Linked DNA regions of Mus musculus: region 2 is linked to region 1. A link is a loop called in an ENCODE intact Hi-C map of the cell type or tissue named here. Cell type or tissue: gastrocnemius. All regions are shown on one strand. Links, peaks and the distances in the headings refer to the core of each region. The heading gives the core; the rest is flanking DNA. Region 1 has its middle 32 kb from the start of Gm48057. Region 2 overlaps Fig4 (FIG4 phosphoinositide 5-phosphatase).

What was found. A loop is a pair of places that touch in the nucleus more often than their neighbours do. Peaks named below come from ENCODE experiments on the same cell type or tissue, not always from the same donor. Only the 100,000 strongest peaks of a DNase experiment are listed, where the experiment ranks them.
Region 2: it touches region 1 in a loop (3-fold over the local background); 34 of 42 quality-filtered maps call a loop at or near these places.

Annotation. Positions count from the first base shown.
Region 1 is chr10:40,998,036-41,009,036 of GRCm38, forward strand. No RefSeq gene overlaps it. Among named protein-coding and RNA genes, the nearest start is that of Gm48057, 32 kb to the right of the region's middle. In gastrocnemius, for the core only: a CTCF peak has its summit at 6,475 (motif pointing right); a DNase peak (open chromatin) is centred at 6,501.
Region 2 is chr10:41,285,724-41,293,723 of GRCm38, forward strand. The region is part of intron 1 of Fig4 (FIG4 phosphoinositide 5-phosphatase); the gene reads right to left. Among named protein-coding and RNA genes, the nearest start is that of Fig4, 14 kb to the right of the region's middle. In gastrocnemius, for the core only: a CTCF peak has its summit at 3,307 (motif pointing left); a DNase peak (open chromatin) is centred at 3,275; H3K4me3 peaks cover 264 bases; H3K27ac peaks cover 301 bases.

The DNA.
Region 1 (11,001 bases), core at 1,797-9,796:
GGGTTAATTAGCTTAATTTAAGAACATAACCTTTTAGCCAGGCGTGGTGGCACACGCCTTTAATCCCAGCACTTGGGAGGCAGAGGCAGGCGGATTTCTGAGTTCAAGGCCAGCCTGGTCTACAGGGCTATCAGAGAAACCCTGTCTTGAAAAACCAAAAAAAAAAAAAAAAAAAAAAGCGAGGTGGTGTCAGGTTAGCCCATACCATTGCTTAGCCATTTAAAATACTGCCATCCGGTCTTTTTTCTGAGTATCATTTTGTATTTTGTGCTGAAAGCACACGTATTTACCCTGTTTTGTTCCCTGGAGCAGGCTGTCTTGTCCCCATCTATCAATACTATTTGTTGCCTTCCATTTTCAGTCACTTTGGCTTTCTCTCCTCAGAACCAGCCTGGTTTCCCATCCCCCAGATGCCTGCACGGACTGCTAATTTCTGGAAGGCTTTTGGTCTCTGTGAATTCATTAATAAAATGCAAATTGCTTTTTGAAGGGAATTCTCAGAGGAAGCAGATTTCAGATTAATTGGAAGGCCGCCAGCGGCTAGGCTGCACCACTGGGGAAGGACTGCTTGGAAAGAGGAACAGATCAGTCAGTGAAAGGCCGAGTCTGTGCCTCTCATCTCTTCCGAAGCGGGTTGCCTCCCAGTCAGCATCAATGCCCTGTAAAAGGTTCGAGGAATGTACACTGTCTGGTGTGGGTGGCACCTTCTCTGGGTCTGAGTGATACGAATTTTCATCTTTTTCATGGTGTCCCTGGATTCCGGCTTCTCTGCATCTCATTTTTTTTGGAGGTTTGATAGGGTCTTGTGGGACCATGAAACGTAGCTTGGTCCCCGGTTGGGCTAAGGATTGAAACCCCGCAAATTCTGAAGAGACTGTAGTCGCTTCGCCTGATTCCCCGGCACCAAGCCCCTGTCACTAGCCGCGGCCTCTCATAGATTTGTGACCATCAGTGCACTGACCCAAGCCTCTCCACTTGTAGAAGACGTGACCTGTGGTCACGTAGGCTCAAGGCAGATCTCCATAGTAATGAGTATTACAGGCTTGGAGGGCTTAGCCAATAAGCCTTCCTTCCCAGACACTCTTCCCTGCAAAAAGTATTTAACCTCAGGCTCACCCTGAGAAGTGAGATACGGTTTTACTCATCCACTTTCCACCATGACAGTAAACATCTTAAAACCATGGATTAGGGGCTGGAGATGGTTAAGAGCACTGACTGCTCTTCCAGAGGTCCTGAGTTCAATTTCCAGCAACCACAACCATCTATAATGGGATTCAATGCCCCCTTCTGGTGTGTCTGAAGACAACAACATTGTACTCATATACATTAAATAAATAAATTTTTTAAAAAAGTTTGAAACAAAACAAAACAAAACTATAGACTGCCTCTTTTCATCAAGATCGGTCGTGGAGAGCCATGGAGAAGGCCTTCGTCCACAGAGTCGCCATCTAATCTCTCATAGAAGGCCTCTCTGTGCTCCCAGCCACAGCCTCCACCAAGCCCAAGCTCAAGCCAACCGGTGACAAGCCAAGGACTCACCCCATGGGACCAGCCGCAGCTCCCCCTGCCACTGCGGGACACTGTTCTCAGCTCCTCCGCGGCGCCCAGCAGCGCCTGGGTGTCCAAGAACCTGAGAACCAGGCTTCATTGTCGCTGGCTCAGGGACCCCCAGCCAGCTCTGGCTGTCCTGCACCTCAGACTGTGCTTCCCCAACCCCAGAGCGGTGTCCCAGGGATGCCCTATGGCCCAACACCCGCCTGGCGACATTGTGGGGTAAACTCCCTCATTCCTCCTCCTCAAGCAGGCATGCCCTGTGGAGGAGCAGACGCAGGACCCTACAACCAACCATACAAGGTCTACAAGGTTTGGGGGCAGCTGCCCTGGACTGTGGATGAAGGCACAATATATGTTTGCTGATGAATTCCTCTTGCGGTTTGTCCCTCAGCTCCTCTGCAGCCCTTGCTGCACAAACGTTTATCAGAACACTTTTCCTTTCTCCACCTCAGACCCCAGACCTCACTTCTTGCCTCACTCTCCTGATACTGAGTATAAAATAGCTGATTTGGCTCTCCGACACTGCTGCCTGAAATCAGCAGACACAGGAGATGGACCTTTCTAAGCGTTGTTGTCATCGTCGTCGTCGTCGTCATCATCATCATTTTTTGATGACAGGAGTAGAAAAAAATGCTGCCTGTATTTCAGTACTCTTTTGGAGAGTACTGAAAGATTATTGAAATAGTAAGTTTTTTGAATAACATTTTTTAAAGAAACGTTTTTACACAAGGTGCATGCCCACATATGGACATACAGAGCCCAGAGGAAGATGTCTGGTGTCTTTCTTTATCTATTATTATTGTCGTTTTGTTTTTACCAACAGCGCCTTTCCCTGAATGTAAAATACTACATTTTGGCCAGAAACCTCCTGGCTCACAATAATCTTACTTGCTTCCCTCCTCCCCCCCACCCCCCCAGTGCTGGGTTTGCTGACACACAAAGAAAGCCACGTCAGATTTGAACCCAGGTCCTCTTGCTTTCACACAAGCACCCTTTCCCATTGAATAATCTCCCAGCCCCTATGAAGAACATTTTATGCTGTGTACAAGAATGATATAATAGACTAGTATGTGAGCCTTGCCTGTAGTTCCAGCTACTCAAGAGGCTAAGAAGGGAAGAGAGCTGGAGCCTAAGTTTGATGGCAGCCTGGGTAACACCATGAGACCCCATGTGGAGGAGGAGAATTGGGAGGGGGAGGAGGAGGAAGAGGGGGAAGAGGAGGAGGGGGAAGAAGAGGAGTTAGAGGGGAAAGGGTTGAAGGAGTGAGAGCAAAAGAGAGAGTGTAGGTATGTGTGAGAGTGTATGAGTGTGAATGTGTATGAGGATGTGCACATGTGTGTGCATGTGTGAGTATGAGTGTGACAGATTGTGCACATATGTGCATGTATGAATGTGTGTGTGCATGTGTGTGAGAATGTGTGCATATGTGTATGAGTGTGTGCATGTGTGTGTGAGAGTGTACGTGAGAGTGCATGCATGTGTGTATGAGTGTGTATGCATGTGTGTACGTGTGAGTGAGTGCATGTGAGTGTGTGTGTGTGCATGTGTGTGTGTGTGAGATTGTGAGCATGTGTGCATGTATGAATTGTGTGTGCAGGTATGAGAGTGTGTATGCATGAGTGTGTGAAGACGTGTGCATATGTGTGTGAGTGTGTATGTACACATGAATGAGTGTGTGCACATGAGAGAGTTTGTGTGTGAGTGTGTGTATGAGAGTGTATGCATGTGTGTGTGTGCATACGTGAGTATGAGTATGAGAGGTTCTAGTCTCCTCTCTGCAAACCATTAAACACTTCCCAGGATCCCCAGTGCTGAGAGCTGCGGGAATAGTTTCACAGGTGTGGGAAAACAAGAAATGAAGAGAAGACCTTTCACCCGGGAGAGCAGGCCTCACTCAGAGATCATCACTGAGCGACTTTACATGAGAAGAGAGGTTTGCAGGAGGCCCGTGTGGCTGCCATTCCAGCTAGCTTCTGACCACTACGGTCAGAGGCAGGGAACGCCCCAAGCCGAAGCTTAGAACCTCTGAGAATGAGTTAGGTGGAACAAGGACTACAATTTAAAAATGATCGATGTGAGTTAGAGTATTTGGCACATTCTTATAAAGCACAGCTATTTCTTCTATAAATGTGATTTGCCATTGATTTAAATTTATAGCTTGCATTTTTAAGGATCGCCGAGAAGACCTCCTTAGTTTTCATTCCTCAGTTCGTTGTCCAACTCTGTAATTTTTATCAGGGGAAGTCCTATCTGTTGCCACTAGCCTAACACACCCTGAGCTTTGAGGACAGATGCCCAGGTGGTGTGGAGGGACCCAGTCTGCTCCATGACAGCCAACTGTGAACAGATCCTCTGGGTTTCTGTGCTGTTTGCTCCTGAGATTCCTCCTGATGGGAAGGTTCCCCTGTCCCCACCTCTGCCTGAAGAATCAGGGCTACCAGCCAGTCTGGTGGTTGGTCAAACCCACTAGCCTAGAAAGAATGAGAGAAGAGAACTGTTCTGCTAAACATAGTTGTGTGTGTGTGTGTGTGTGTGTGTGTGTGTGTGTGTGTGTGTAGGGGAGTGGTATGCAGCCATTTCCTCATCTGATTTGGTTGATGTAATTTCCCATGGGATTAATAAATTCTAAGTGTGGGGTCATTGTGCCCTGTGGAGAGTGTCATTGTGAAGCTCTTTCTATAGTAACTCCCTTTAACATTTTAAAAACTTACCCTTACATATTGTAGTTAATGTATATGCATAAGGACAACTTAGAGAAGTCATTTCTCTCCTTCTATCATGTGGACTCCAGGGTTTAAACTCTGCTTGGCAGCAAGCCCCTTCACCCACTGAACCCCTGTACTACCTTCTCACTATAAGACTTAAGCTTTTGAATTTTATGTGTATTTTTTGAGATGGGTTCTCTCACACTGTAGCCCCATCTAGCTTGGGACTCATAGCTGCCTGCTGTGTCCACTTCTCCTGCAGGGTAGCCAGGCCAGTTGTGTACCAGGCTGGACTGGAGGGAGGGAAGCTTAGCTGGGAGAGGATGTGTGCAATGTAGGACCTCGTCTGTGATGAGTGCACAGGTAAAGAACACATCCGGGAACAGCTTGGGAGAACTGGTTCATTTATTGGAGGGCAGGGGGAGAAAGGGGTATTTATGCCCCTGGGGAGGTGGTCAGGGTCCTGGGGCAAGGTTTGTGTGTCTTTGTACCGTTGGCTGAAACAGAAACAGGGGTGTTGAAAGACACTTCATTGACAGACTCAAGGGATGTAGGGCCGGGGGAGGGGGGGAACCTTATAAGATCAAACAAGAAGTGTGGTCAGGTAACTGTTGGGGTAATAAATTCATAATAAATTCTTGCTAGGGTTGATGGTGGGGCTGCTGGGGAAGCAAACTTTATGGCACCAGGTTGGAGGAGGAGGTAGCCGACTCCTGCTGTCCTCATCTGAGGTATACAGAGTTGAGGGTCCCTCTACCCTTCCTCCCTAATCCTGCGTCATTACGGTCCCACACATAGAAATCCTCTGACCTCAGTCCCTCAAGTGCTAGATTTCAAGTATAAACCAACATGCCCGACTTATACATTATATTTCTTAATGATACACTTAGTTCAGAAAACTCACTCCTAATGTCTTGCCTTGGCGTGTTATCAAGACTGTAGGCATGAACCTGGAGACATTTCCCCTAACCACTGACAGGATTTTGTCTAGTTGTTTCCAAGCTTAGAGGAATCAGACTCAAAACTCCAGCCTTGAGGCTCAGAGCACAGAACACTGGCCCTCCACATACTCCATATGTCCAAGCACAGGATTATTAGTCATGGGACTGGAATTTGAAGCTTAGACACAGGGCTTCTAACTCCATGTTCTGCCACAGGTTGCCCCATTTCTTCAGCCGTTGTGTCCATCCTGAGGTCCGTGAGTCATACACATCCCAGGCAGCAAAAGTGAGGCCCAGCACACTTGTAGAAGACAGTGTCATATTGCAGTGTCAAACATAGGCACTCCTACTAGAGAGAGCTCTGCTGTCTGTTTATGGAGTGTGATATTCAGTCAGCTTCCGTGTGACAATCTGGCTGCAGCTGAGCTGTGGTCTCCTGCCATGGTTCATAGCTATGTTGAGGAGTTACTCAGAATTCACCATTGGTCCTGTGGAATGATAATCTCAGATTCAGTCTCATTATTACTCTGAGTGAAAGAACCTGGGCAGCCTGGTTCCACCTTGTGGACATGGGCAGTTTGGCATGTCCACTCATACTGGAGAGGCCCATGAGGAGCTGAAGCCCCAACCAGAAAGCCCCAGATAGCAAACACTCCGAATCTCCAACCATTCGAGTATCTATGTGACATAAGTAGAAAACCATGAAATTTGTTTCGTGCACAAAATTGTGAAAAATTACTCAGGTTTTGTGGAAAAATGCATACATAAAACATAAGGGAATTTTGTGTCTAGATTCATGTCCCAGCTCAGAGACATCTCATTACATTTGTGCAGATTAGATTAGATTCGATTAGATTTTATTTTCTGTGCACTATGTGGGCATAAGTTACAGATGGCTGTAAGCTGCCTGGTGTGAGTTCTGGGAACTGAACTTGGGTCCTCTGCAAGAGCAGAATTCATTCATAACCAGCACACACCATCCAGCTAGCCCTAGTCCCAAGTACTGCAAAAGAGACACGCTGGCTGCATAGAGTCATCTAGTCATTTAAGTATTCCTTTGAAGGCGAGAGGCTGGCAATGAAAGGTGATTTTTGACTCTGCTGGCTGGTTGTGTAGACCTGGCACATTTTGCAATGTCCAAGAGGACTTTGGCTTTTCTGAGTTTTCAGCATCAGTAAAAGACTACGTATATTACGGTAATTATATTACAGTAATTACGGTATATTAGTACCTAATGGAATTTTACTTGGGAGATCAGGCACTCTGCATGACCAACAGATGGCAGTGTTGACCTGCTTTAGACAATGCTGTCAGCAGCACAGTATTGCTCCTGCCCGTGGGTGAGATACCCAGTAACAGACCAGGCTGAGATGCATATAGTTTTCCAGTCCTCTCTCTCTCCCTACCAACCTGCCCCCACTACAGAGTCACTTGGTTAAGTGTCTTCTTCCAGAAAGACGTGCTTCCATCTCTGAGGGGGAAAGGGCTGAGAGCACAGAAGAGCAGAACAGACCGGCTGGGCTTGTTGGCGTCATTTCTTCACATAAAATAAAATAAAATAAAATAAAATAAAATAAAATAAAATAAAATAAAATAAACGTTTGAAATGCTTCTCTTGCACCTGAATTTATTGTTAAAGTGTAGAAAGTCTCAGAGTAGGAGATGAACCTGTTCAGGCAGGCCTGAGGGTGACCTGCTTAGCATGGACCATTGGCTATGAGATGAGAAGGGGGTCAGCAGGGTGAGGGCCTGAAAGGATGGCCCAGGCATGGTGCAGGCAGGAGGGAAAACACACCAAGCTGCAGAGACAGGACTAGAACTGAAAAGGCCAGTGACAACACTGAGTGGTAGCCCTGTAAGGGTTTCCTGTGTGCCAGGCTCCGTTGGAAGTTTTAGTTATTATTTTTTAAAAGATTTGTTTGTTTGTTTATTTATTATATGTGTATAAATACATAGTCACTATCTTCAGACACACCAGAAGACAGTGTAGACAGTGTCATATTGCAGATGGTCAGATGGTCGTGAGCCACTATGTGGTTGCTAGGATTTGAACTCAGGACCTCTGGAAGGGCAGCCAGTACTCTTAACTGCTGAACCATCTCTCCAGCCACACACTGGAAGCTTTTTGTAAGAGTGGTTTCATCTATTCCGTACCATCACCAAGGAGGTGGACACTATGATTGTATCCATGTGACAGCTTCAGAGAAGGAGGTCAGCTACAGTGAGGCCCAACACACTTGTAGAAGACAGTGTCATATTGCAGTGTCAAAAAATAGACACCCTTGCTGGGTGTGGTGGCGCACGCCTTTAATCCCAGCACTTGGGAGGCAGAGGCAGGCAGATTTCTGAGTTCAAGGCCAGCCTGGTCTACAGAGTGAGTTCCAGGACAGCCAAGGCTATACAGAGAAACCCTGTTTTAAAAAAGAAAAAAAAATAGACATCTTTGCTAGAGAGAGCTGTGTTGTCTGTTTGAGGAGGAGGAGGAGGAGGAGGAGTGTGGTATTTGGTCAGCTTCCGTGTGACAATCTTGTTGCAGCTGAGCTGTGATCTCCTGGCATGGTTCATAGCTATGTTGAGGAGTTACTCAGAATTCACCGTTGTTTACAGGTTACACTTGGTCCTTTGCAATGCTAATCTTACATTCTGTCTCACCAGTACTTGTGAATGAACCTGGGTGCCCTGACCTATCTTGTGAACATGGGCTGCCTGGCGTGTACACTCACGTGGGGAGGCCAATGAGGAGCGAAAGCCTAGGATATCATTTAATGCAAGCAGTACTGAGACCGTCTATGACAAGCTGGTGGGATGCTGACAAAGGTGCAGGCCGCGAAGCAGACTTCTCTGTTGGACACGGATGGGCAACGATGTCACACAGTGCCCAGCCTGGGGTAAAATGTCCCACACTGGTATCTGATTTATGCTTATGGTTTTTTGTGTTGTTTTCTGATTCACAGGATGTGGCTTAGGCCCTTAATCATTCATTTTAATGTGTGCCTCTCATGAAAATGGCAACAAGCAGTAGCAACCGGTATTCTGTGACCTCTCAGCATGTGCTTCAGCCTGTGTCAGAATTTGATGTCTTAGGATACTGGGTGTGCTCTGAAGTCTTCATGGGTGACTCCAGTCTCTCTTAATTTCATCACACACTCAAGGGTATCAGTATCTCCATTTACATGTTAAAAAAAAAACACAGAAAGGTGAAGTAGCTTGTGCATAGTCAGTCAGTGGTTATACAGACTTGGGATTTGAACCTAGAACTTGGAGTCCTGCCATTGTGTCCCTCTGCATTTCCATGGTGCATGCATGAGAACTCTATTCTTTGGGAAGGTCTGGGCAGTGGCTTCAAAGAGGAATACTGACTACTGGAAATCCAAGTGGAGTGGGATTTGAACCCGGATCTATCGAACTCTCAAGCTCTGCTTGAGGCTGCTGTTCTAGCCCAGAAACAGGATAAGGGACTGGATCACATGATCATGGAGATGAAAAGGGCCCAAGGTGCGCTGTCTGCAAGCTGGGAACAGAGGGATGCAAGCGACCAGTGCCATTCAGTTTGAGTTCTGAGTCCGAAGGTCAGAGAATGGGAGGTGTGGATAGAAGTGCCAGGAAATGACAGGCGTGGCACATGGCGTTGCATACTCTGGGTGGGGCACCATCTGGCAGAGTCTGTGAGTCTGATAACGGGCGTGGGGAGCAAGGGTAATGTGAATAGCTGAGGTAGGAAGGGTAGCTCTCAGAGAATCCCAGGCAGTTCGTGGTAAGGAACATCTATGATTCTGGCTAAGTATCATCAAGACAGTGGTTCGAGGCTGGACCTGGTTGCCGTGTTTCTACCTCCACAACCATACTGTTCATGTATCCTCTCTGAGATTTAAATTATCACACCTGTCCTTATGGTGATAGCCCAAGACTGCTGTGGCAATTAAATGGTACAGGGAATATGAGAAGGTGGGCAGGCTGGTGGGCAGCGACTTCCGGCCCAACCCACGTCCCCCACTAGATGTGGGAACCAGAGTCTCTCTCTTCTGTCCATGTTTAGGAGGGGCCAACTGGCATTTAGTTTTCAATTTTTTGAAGGAATCTATGCTATCAAGACTTTAGGATACGTGTTGTACCCTGCTTCCGAGGCTACCTCTCCCAGAGCCATCCTATGGTAAAGTGCTATAGTCAAATAGTCATGGTGGTCACTTGACAGATGTCAGAAGCTCTGGCACAGTCCAGGAAGCTACACACCAGGTTTGGTCAAGGCCCTGATCTCACCACTCTCCCCCGTTCTGTTCTGAGCAGCTGGGGATGGGGATGGGTCAGTGGGGGAGGGGAAGTAGTGGGGCTGTACATCAGTCTGCTTCATGCTACATTCATAAAAACAGCCCGGGAAGAAAGAGGAAGGCTAAGGGTGAGCTTCACCCACATCCCACTTTGCACTGTGTTAAGCACCATTCCAAGCATTGCTGTGAACGTAAGACTCACAGTGAACCCTACAAGTAGGGAGTTAACATCGGCGTCATGATTATCCAAGTGAAATCATTAGGCCTCCTCCAGCGGTTTCGTGGAGAATTCTTGAAATGGAGATTTTCAGTGTCCCCCTCAAGACCTTTTGAATTAATGTCTCCGAGGTGCTGGGTGTTGAATTCCAGGATCCTGTGCATGTTAGGCAAGCACTTTAATGGCTGAGTGAAAAGGAGAGACAAGAGGAGGAGGTTGTGACTAAAGTATGGGTTCGATTTTTAGCATAGATGTAAGTAAGGGCAGGTAGAGGGAAGAGTCTAGGCTGACTGTGGAGGGCCAACTAAACTGGGACTATGAGAGGAAAGAGAGGGAGGAGCCACAGGCACTAAGGGATGCTTGGAGGGCTGGGAGGGGCCACAAGTACTGAGGGACCTGGGAGAGCTGGCCAGTGTCTGCATACATTAAATAGGCATCCCAGCCATTTGTCCCAGGGGTCTGAGACTTAGGCCAGGAGCTGCTTCCGGTCTTCACGGAAGTCCTCACAGGTAAGATACTTTCCCAAACACTCTGAGTTACTTCATCAAGCAGGGCTTTCATTGGAGCACCATGACGGTGTGGCAAGACACAATTGGCCAAGGATTTAGGTGCTTGGGGTTGGATCAAACACTGTATATAAGCTCATGGGTTGGGCAATAAACTCTGATTTCCTGTTGCTGGTCTCTGGAGTTGGAGCGCCTGGGATTTGTCACATGACTATGTTGCCTCTCATCCACCACGCTCGGTCCTGTTGCCACAGAACAGGACCAAGAAAACTGCTGTACTCCCAGACCCTCTTTATCTGTGCATGCTTCCAGCCACCTTCCCAACCCCCTGAAATATATTGCTAGTAATTTGATAATTTTTTGTAGAGTTTTAATTCCATGCCTACAAAATACCTTGGAACAAAAGGAAGAAAATAAAAGTCAAGGGAAAATGTCCTTTTGGAGTAGTAGACTCAGGCGACCCTCGAGGCTCAGATAAGTGCATAGGATGATTCCTTCCAAAGACGGTTCCAGAAACTGAGGGCAGATGAAGTCTTTGTGCTCCCTTAAGTCCTTGGAAAGGAACAAATTCTTTGTTTCCATGGGAATACATTATTTCCATGGGTGTCCATCTTCATGCACTCTCCCCATGCCAGTACTAAGGAAAAAATTCACATGATGCTAAGTGGTACCCTCTTTTAAGGTCCCAACTACCACCCGTACAAATTAGTGAGCATTGTGTGAGAATGCTATCTTTGGCCATGGTGTTATGTTATTGATTAGCCTAAGACCTGTCTATGCTGACTTGCCCTTCTCACGAGAAAGCTGATGTTG
Region 2 (8,000 bases), core at 1-8,000, 290 kb after region 1:
TAAAGGCATTTTGCTCTACAGACATTTTATAACCATGTTACATTTTGAAGAAACATTAATAAAGTCAGGTTACTATTTAAAGTATATGTTGATTATGTACAACTAGAGGACTAGAGGGACCGATTCCAAAAGGTCAATTTTTAAATTGAAATGTTCTTAGAGCTTCGTGATAAGAATCATTCCGATGTCTGAAATAAGCACAGGACCCAGGTCAGATGCATTTAATTCTATTATAACATTAGAGACTGGCTTATGTGATGTTTAAGCTTTGCCTGGAAGCGGTAGTGCTGACAAGCATGAGCAAGCTCAACATATAATTAGGACGTTTAGACAATTACAGCTATTAAATATTATAGTTTGACAAATAAGTCTGAAAGTCTTCTGTGTTGAGTAGGAAAATGGCTGTGAGGGGGGAACTCTGAGGGCTTGCCCCATCCAAGGGCCTGTAAGGATGCACAGTCCCTGCAGGACACGTGGGCCCTGCCACCAGACAGGCATGGGACTGGGGAGGTGGAGCATGCTCAAACCCCAGGACATCTCAGAGATCTGAGATGACATGAACAGAGCTGCTCCTCCCTGCCTCCATGCCTGCTCTGGAGTGGGTAACCAAGACCCTCAGCTAAGATGACGGTGGGAAGTCAGTCATATAACAGCACCCGGACAGCCTCTCCACGCTAATGAGGCATCTCAATAGCCTTAGCCTTCAGCCAATGACCTTCCCTTCCTGGATAGTCCCCAAAATGATACAATCCCTGGTTCATCCCACATAAAGCACATGCATTCACACCCACACCACCCACCCCCAATAAAGAAATATGAACAAGCTCAGACCATCTCAGGGAGCAGCTTCATTAAAGGTTGCCATGAGGAAGAACTTTGCCTAAGCAACCTGAAAAACTAAGACTCATAGGAAGGCCTTCCTTCTCCCGCCCCTCCACCACTTGGCATTCAGCATGGACCCAGGTCCTGCTCACCGCAGGCCCCACTTTCCCCTTCCAGCCTGGCATACAGCCTTGCTCTGCTGCCCCACATGGATATGACCCCCTGTCCTGGACTTCACCTTGCCCCTCCTCCCCATCCCTGAGCAATACAGGCAGTTCCCAGACACCACCAGAAGAGAGGTAAAACATGGGACCACGCGTCCCCATACTTTTCCCAAAGAAGTTCCTGGAAACAATATTCAATCCCCTAATGAATAAAGGAGCCAATCACTGGGCCAGTAGGGGGGACTTCCAGGTTAGACGGAGGAAGACAGGAAACAGGAGAGAGTTAGGTCCTTTCTGGGCAGGGATAGCGTGAGGACAAGATGTAGCTACGAGTGTCTCCCAGTTTCAATGGCGGATCTGTCAGGATTCGGCACCGGAGGATTTAGATTTAATAAGGCTTACAAGATTAGGATTTTAGTTGTTGCGCCCAGTGAGTGAGTTACTGTTGTTTGTATTTGTGTTGTGTTTTCTTTCACACAGCAGATCATCAGGGTTCCAGAGAGAAAAGTATGGCGGCAAAGCGTGGGTTTGCCTGATGTGTACCACAAAGGCCGTGGGGGATTGGAAGCATGGGGTTGGTGTGGTAAGGACCCACCAGTGGGAACCCAGCAAGCTGGGTAAAGAGATTTTGGTGCTTTGAGTCAGAGTCTCCATGAGATAAAGACCGTCCGGCTACTGCCGGCCAGGCCACCAGGGCAGAGAGTTGCCGGCACAAACACAGCAACATGACAGTTTCATTTTTTGATATTTCCCACAACAATCCTTTTTTTAAACATAAAGTTCATAAGCAAAACTAAGTGGACTGCTTTATTTTTGGGTAGTGCTAAGAATCAGACCAAGAGCCCCATACATGCTAAGCACACACTCTGCCAAGCTATCTCCTTAATTCAATTATTCTTAAATTACTTTAAAGAAGATAAGTAAAATCTCATTATCAAAAGTAAATACTGTAAAGATATTTTGCTTAAACATGTCCTTTAAAAAGTAATATTTTTGAAATGTAAATAAATAAAATAACCCATTTAAAAAAAGTGAGAAGATACTGCCATAGTCAGCCAGCATTTTACCATGTCACCGGTTACGCAATGTGCAGATGTAAACCAACTAAACACTACATACAGCTGTCTGCTGGACAATGTCAAAGGTCAAGCTGGAAAGCATCCGCCATTGGAAGCCAAAGCAGATGAGACTGAAGAAGGAGCTGGAGCTGTATACAATGATGGAAGAGTCTAGCATTTGGACTTCAAGAATGAGTACAATTCTAAGAAATAACAGTATGCAGAATTCTGTTACAATGTTTTCTATCTAAATCTGTAGGATAAATAAAACTCACTGAAGCTTTTACTAAGTGTACATGTGTCACATAATAATACAGCAATAATAACATCTTGTTAAAGATGTTCCTCATGTTCCATGGGGACATAAGATTGCATTGTCTAATAGCAACATAACTATGTCTTAGTTTGGGTAAGTGGTTTTTTTTTTATTATGTTTGCAGTGAAACTCATCTAACGACACATTTCTCAGAATGTATCCTGTTGCTAAGCAACAATGACTTTGTTTATAAAGGTCTGATCTACCCACAGGTTATGAAAAACAAACCTATATGCTGGCTGATACCAGTTAGAAGATAACTAGCTGAAGTGCTTAGCCCCTGGTATCCTAGAATAGGCAGGGTTTCCTTGACACTGTCAGTAGTAAGGAGGTAGGAATAAAGTGATTTTAATAACAATTAGAAAACAAAGTTGGGGAATGCAGTAACAGGACTCTAGGCACTGGGGGAACAGCCAGACAGAGAGGGAAACTGAGGGAAAGAAACTCAGAATGTCAGCCACGAGCCCCAACTCACTGCCTAGAGGAGGGGGTGACCAATCTGATAAAACAGCCAACCAAATAAATTAGAAAGAATGGTTTGCAAGCTATTTATTCTTGTTACCAGAAAGGGAGCCACCTTACTGAGGTCATGATGATAAAGAACGCCCAGGAGAGCGACTAGCAAGAAAAGGCACGAAAGGGATTGTTATGTTCATAGCAAAAACAAGATGAAGCCAGAAGATGCTCACAGAGCCCCTAACACACTGAGCAGAGTGTTCCCTTGCAGATAGCAGACCCTCACAGGGAGAGCAGGCCCTCACTGCAGGCCCTACATAGAGAAGACCCTCACAGGCAGCAGGCTCTCACAGGGAGAGCAGGGAGAGTGGGCCCTAACAGGGACGGGAAGTCATGTGACTATCCACAGGCTCTGCCCTCAGAAATGGTCCCTTAAAAGAATTTGTGCGGAGAATAGCGCCCTCGTGTGGAGACTGCTCTGAGGCTTTGACCGGCGTGGGGACGGTGAGAATCACTGTCTACACTGCCCTCTGATGGCTAGCCAAAATCCACTCTAGTACTAATTTGATTTTTTTAATTTAAAAAAGAGAGGTAATTTTTCCAGAAAGAGCTGTTCCCACTCAGTCCCGTGTTCTTCTTGTTGAATACAGCAATTCTGTGGCCACGCAAACTCACACTGTGGCATACTGGATAACACCACTCAAGACGGATCTCCCCACGGGAGGAAGCAGAAGAATAACTGCAAATGGAAAGGCTTACCCAAGAAGAGAAACGATTTACATGAATGAGCCTCCAGCAGAAACAGATTGGGGTCCCATGGACCCCAGAGTACTAGAAGATAAAAGAACGACCGGGAGTGGTGGCGCACGCCTTTAATCCCAGCACTTGGGAGGCAGCGGCAGACGGATTTCTGAGTTCGAAGCCAGCCAAGACTACACAGAGAAACCCTGTCTCGAAAAACCAAAAAAATTTAAAAAAATAAAATAAAAATAAAAGAAGACATCACTCTCATCCCTCCACAAAAAAAAAAGAAACCAAACAAAAAAAAAACAAAAACAAACACAAAGTCGGCACATGTTTCTGAAGAAAAAAAAGCAAGATTCAAACTAAAAACCAAGACTAAGATGACATACCTTGTCTTGCCAGTTATTGTTGTCATTTACGGGGTTCACAGCTGGTTAGACAATGGTGACCCCCACCCCACCACACCTCTAGTAGCCTACACAGTACTTTCTACTGCTATGAAAGCCAGCCAGCAGGGGAGAGCTTACTGCTCAGAACCAACTTGACTTTTTCTATGTTCTGTGACCAATGTGTGTGCTGTCTTCCCTCAGCGACAGGGTCTAACCAACAAGTTCTGCTGAACAGAAGGAAAAATCCTGCACTGAGGGGTCTGCAGCCAGCTCTGACCAACAGCTCTGGGGACCCAATACCTGCCGCTCTGCTTAGTTGGCAACTTAGGGATTCTGAGAGGAACAGATAACTGTATAAGATAACTCCAATTAAATGCATATATATTTATATTCTTGATTCGTATATAACTATATAACTATATATATTTCATATACATATCTTATAAAATAGATTTTATACAGCTTTTTCAAACATCCTTAGAGTTATTGATCCCTCTCCTCACTTCCTGCTCACCCCTACCCTCCCACCCCTCTCCATATGCCATGGCTGCAATAGTGGCAAGAATGGGGTAACCCACTGCTGTCTGGCTCGATTGCTGTAGATCTGGCCCAGAACCCACGGTTGAAGAGCTCACACTCACCAGCGGTAGACCTACGACTATTTTTCTGGAGAATAATTAATAAATAATTAATAATAAACGGACACAGTATCAAACCGTCCTTTAGTCTTAGCTCTGTTCACACAGATGAGGCTAGCTCTCAATCACACCAGAGAAGTTTCACTTTGCAGTAGACATTAGCTAATGAAGAAACTTACAACTGGGACACCTGTAGCAACAGGTACACACAGTTCAAGGACCATGATGGAAGAAGGGGCAGAAAGATTCTAGAAAGAGTTAGAAGGCAGGGAGCATCAGAGCAATAATGTCTTCAGGACATGATAGGACTCCTGTTCTCAAGACCTAGCAGCTATGGCTGCCTATACAAAACAAGATCAAGCCAGTCAGCACCGGAGTATGGCCGGGAGGGGGACCATGAGCCCTCACCCCTAACTGAGAAGCTATGGACAATCAATGGCTTCTGGGGAAAGAAGAGTCCGGTTTTTTAAGGGCATGAGCTCTGGCAAACCAACCACACTTCAGTAGATGTCTCCACACCCAAGGAGGATACAGACAGCACAAACTGGACTCACTAGGTTATTATCTAAAAGAGGAGGAACAAAGTTGGAGGGAGATGGAAGTAGGGGTGGATCTGGGGAGAGCTGGGGGAGGAAGGGTGTGGATACAATCAAACACAACTTATGAAATTCTTAGAGATGATAGAAATATAGAAACAAAGTAACATTAGAAATTCTCAGGTGCAGCACAGAGTTATGACAGACAGGTAGGTAACACCATCCAATTAAAGGACAGCATCCATTTCAGTATATAAGTCAGGACTAAATTGTCAGTTGCACTGGAGAGTGGCAGCAGGGTGCACTGTTTTGTAATTCAGACTCCATTGCTTATTGCTACATCGTTGCAATCAATTCTAAGTAAACTGACTGTGAACCTGTACTGGGCCAATTCCCTGAGGACATTCAGATATACAGATAAAGCAGCAAGAGGTGCCACTGCCACCAGGAGCCTGGACCTCTGCACACCTCATGTATAAAGACAGTAGTGCAGATGGCTCACTGACACCTATGGAGAATTATTCTTGGGAAGCAAAACCACGCCCACCTGACCAGTTTCAGAACTTCTGGGCAAAATATATTTTCAGTTACGAGATGTTTCTAAAATTCAAGCAATTCAACATGACAATAAAAGCTATACATACAGTCTTAAAAATAAAAAAGATCATAGTCTGGTGGTCCTCCATTTCACTATTAATCAAAGAAAGAACCTAGACATTTTTAGACCATGTATAGGCCAAAAACAAGAAACAAACAAAAAACAAACAAGCAAGCAAAAAAACACAAAAGCTTTCTAATTTTTAGAAATTTTCCACCAAACTAAAGATATAAATTAAGGGGCTGGTGAGATGGCTCAGTGGGTAAGAGCACCGGACTGCTCTTCAGAAGGTCCAGAGTTCAAATCCCAGCAACCACATGGTGGCTCACAACCATCCGTAACAAGATCTGACTCCCTCTTCTGGTGTGTCTGAAGACAGCTACAGTGTACTTACATATAATAATAAAATAAATCTTTTTTAAAAAAAGATATAAATTTAAAAAAAAATAGGAAATTGTGTGATCCAGGAAAACAGGGACATTAACAAGGAGAGGAAACATGTCCTTGGAGGAAGAACCCAGGTGGCAGCTGTACACAGAAATGGGGATGGCCAGCGCAGATCCGAGCCATGCATCAAGATGAAATTTGTGCAATACCTAGAACATAAATGTGCTGGAAGGAGATTTACACACCCAGGAAAAATCTGGGGCTAAACTTCCTATAAAGTCATTGTAACAAGTAGGACTTGGGAGGGAGGAAAAAATCATCCTAGGTGTTAGCAGAGGCTTTGGCAGTGGCAGGCCACAGTCCCAGTGGTGGAAGGGAAAAAAGATGCCCAGAAGCACCACGGAGTGAAAGGAGCAGCAACTGGGGCTGCGCAGACGGCTCAACAGTTAGCAGCACTTGCTGCCCTTCTAGAGTTCAAATCCCAGCTCAACCACCTAAGTCTAGCTCCAGGGGATCTGACACCCTCTTCTGGCCTCCACGGCACCTCTCTCTTTCTGCCTCTCTCTGTGTTCACACACACACACACACACACACACACACACACAACTTGTTTTTAAAAGCACAGTAATTGGATCACACCATCTCCCCTCACCAGACATGTAAACCTGAATGTGTGTCTTATGAATGAGGCCCATGAAATCCACACGGCTAGGGGAAGGGGCCTGGGCAGCCCACCTCTCCAGCTCTGCTCTCTGCAGCACACAGAGCTTGTTGAGGGACAGTGGTGAGGCAGACATTTAGATACTGAAAAAAAAAAAAAAACAAAAAACAAAAAAAACAAAAAACAAAAAAACTAGCTGTACTGAAGTGAGTTGAGTCTCTTCTGAAAATTGTCATTGTTCAAGAAGACTTAAAATGTGTTGGTAACTTTGACAGTGGTGGTGAGGTAAAAAGATGAATGTGTTTCTAAAATATCTATGCAGGAAACCGGAAAGGAATACAATAGGCAACCCGTTTAAAAGGAAACGCAGAATCTACTAACATTCTCTCCTTTTATACTGACAGGCTAATTAATCATTCACTCTTCATCTGAGGGAAGAAAAATCAGCCTTCTTGAAAAGGAAGAGACTTCAGGTTGTACGGCAGCTTCAGCTAATGTTCACCTTCAGCTGAACTTTCATATTAAACATACTGTTTTTAAAGGCATCTGGAAGTTGTTTCCAGCACTTTCACAGTGTTGCAAGCCTGCCGGTTCCGTGTCTCATTTATCAAGCCAAGCTAATGGTGAGCTAACGCAGCCCAGAAGTGGGAAAGCAAGCCTCACAAGCATGCCTCCCTGACAGGCGGGACCCAGCCTGACTGATGGGGAGTGTCACATTTCACATTCCCTGCAGAAGTGAGTGTGAAATTCCATCACTCCACCACATCTCAAAACTCTTAACTATGCTTCTCTCTGCAGGACAATGACATCGGTTCCCTGCTCCTGTCCCTCAGCCAAACATACCACACTGTACGATCCTCTCTTGCTCCCCAGTCACGCAATAAAGGTTAAGAGGCATTCCTTGTGGTGTGGCTCTTATTTTACTCAAGCCCATGTGGTTGGGGATAAAGGGTGGCTGGCTCCCTAAGTCCTTTTAGTGGGAATGCACTCACCTCAGAACATCGACCACTAAGTACCCATAAGAGAGAGGCATACTGCAGATTCACCCAGGATAACTTCAGCTGCTAAACCCCCTAGAGCAACTCCTGCTCTCACTGGCTAGAACAAATGTCCACAGCAAACGGCAGCCTGAGGGGGCTGGGGGTTGGGGAGCAGGAACATTTGCCAGGGAGCTCAAACTTCAGACTGGAGCCTTTGGTGTGCCATACACCAACCCTTCCCATTCCTCACC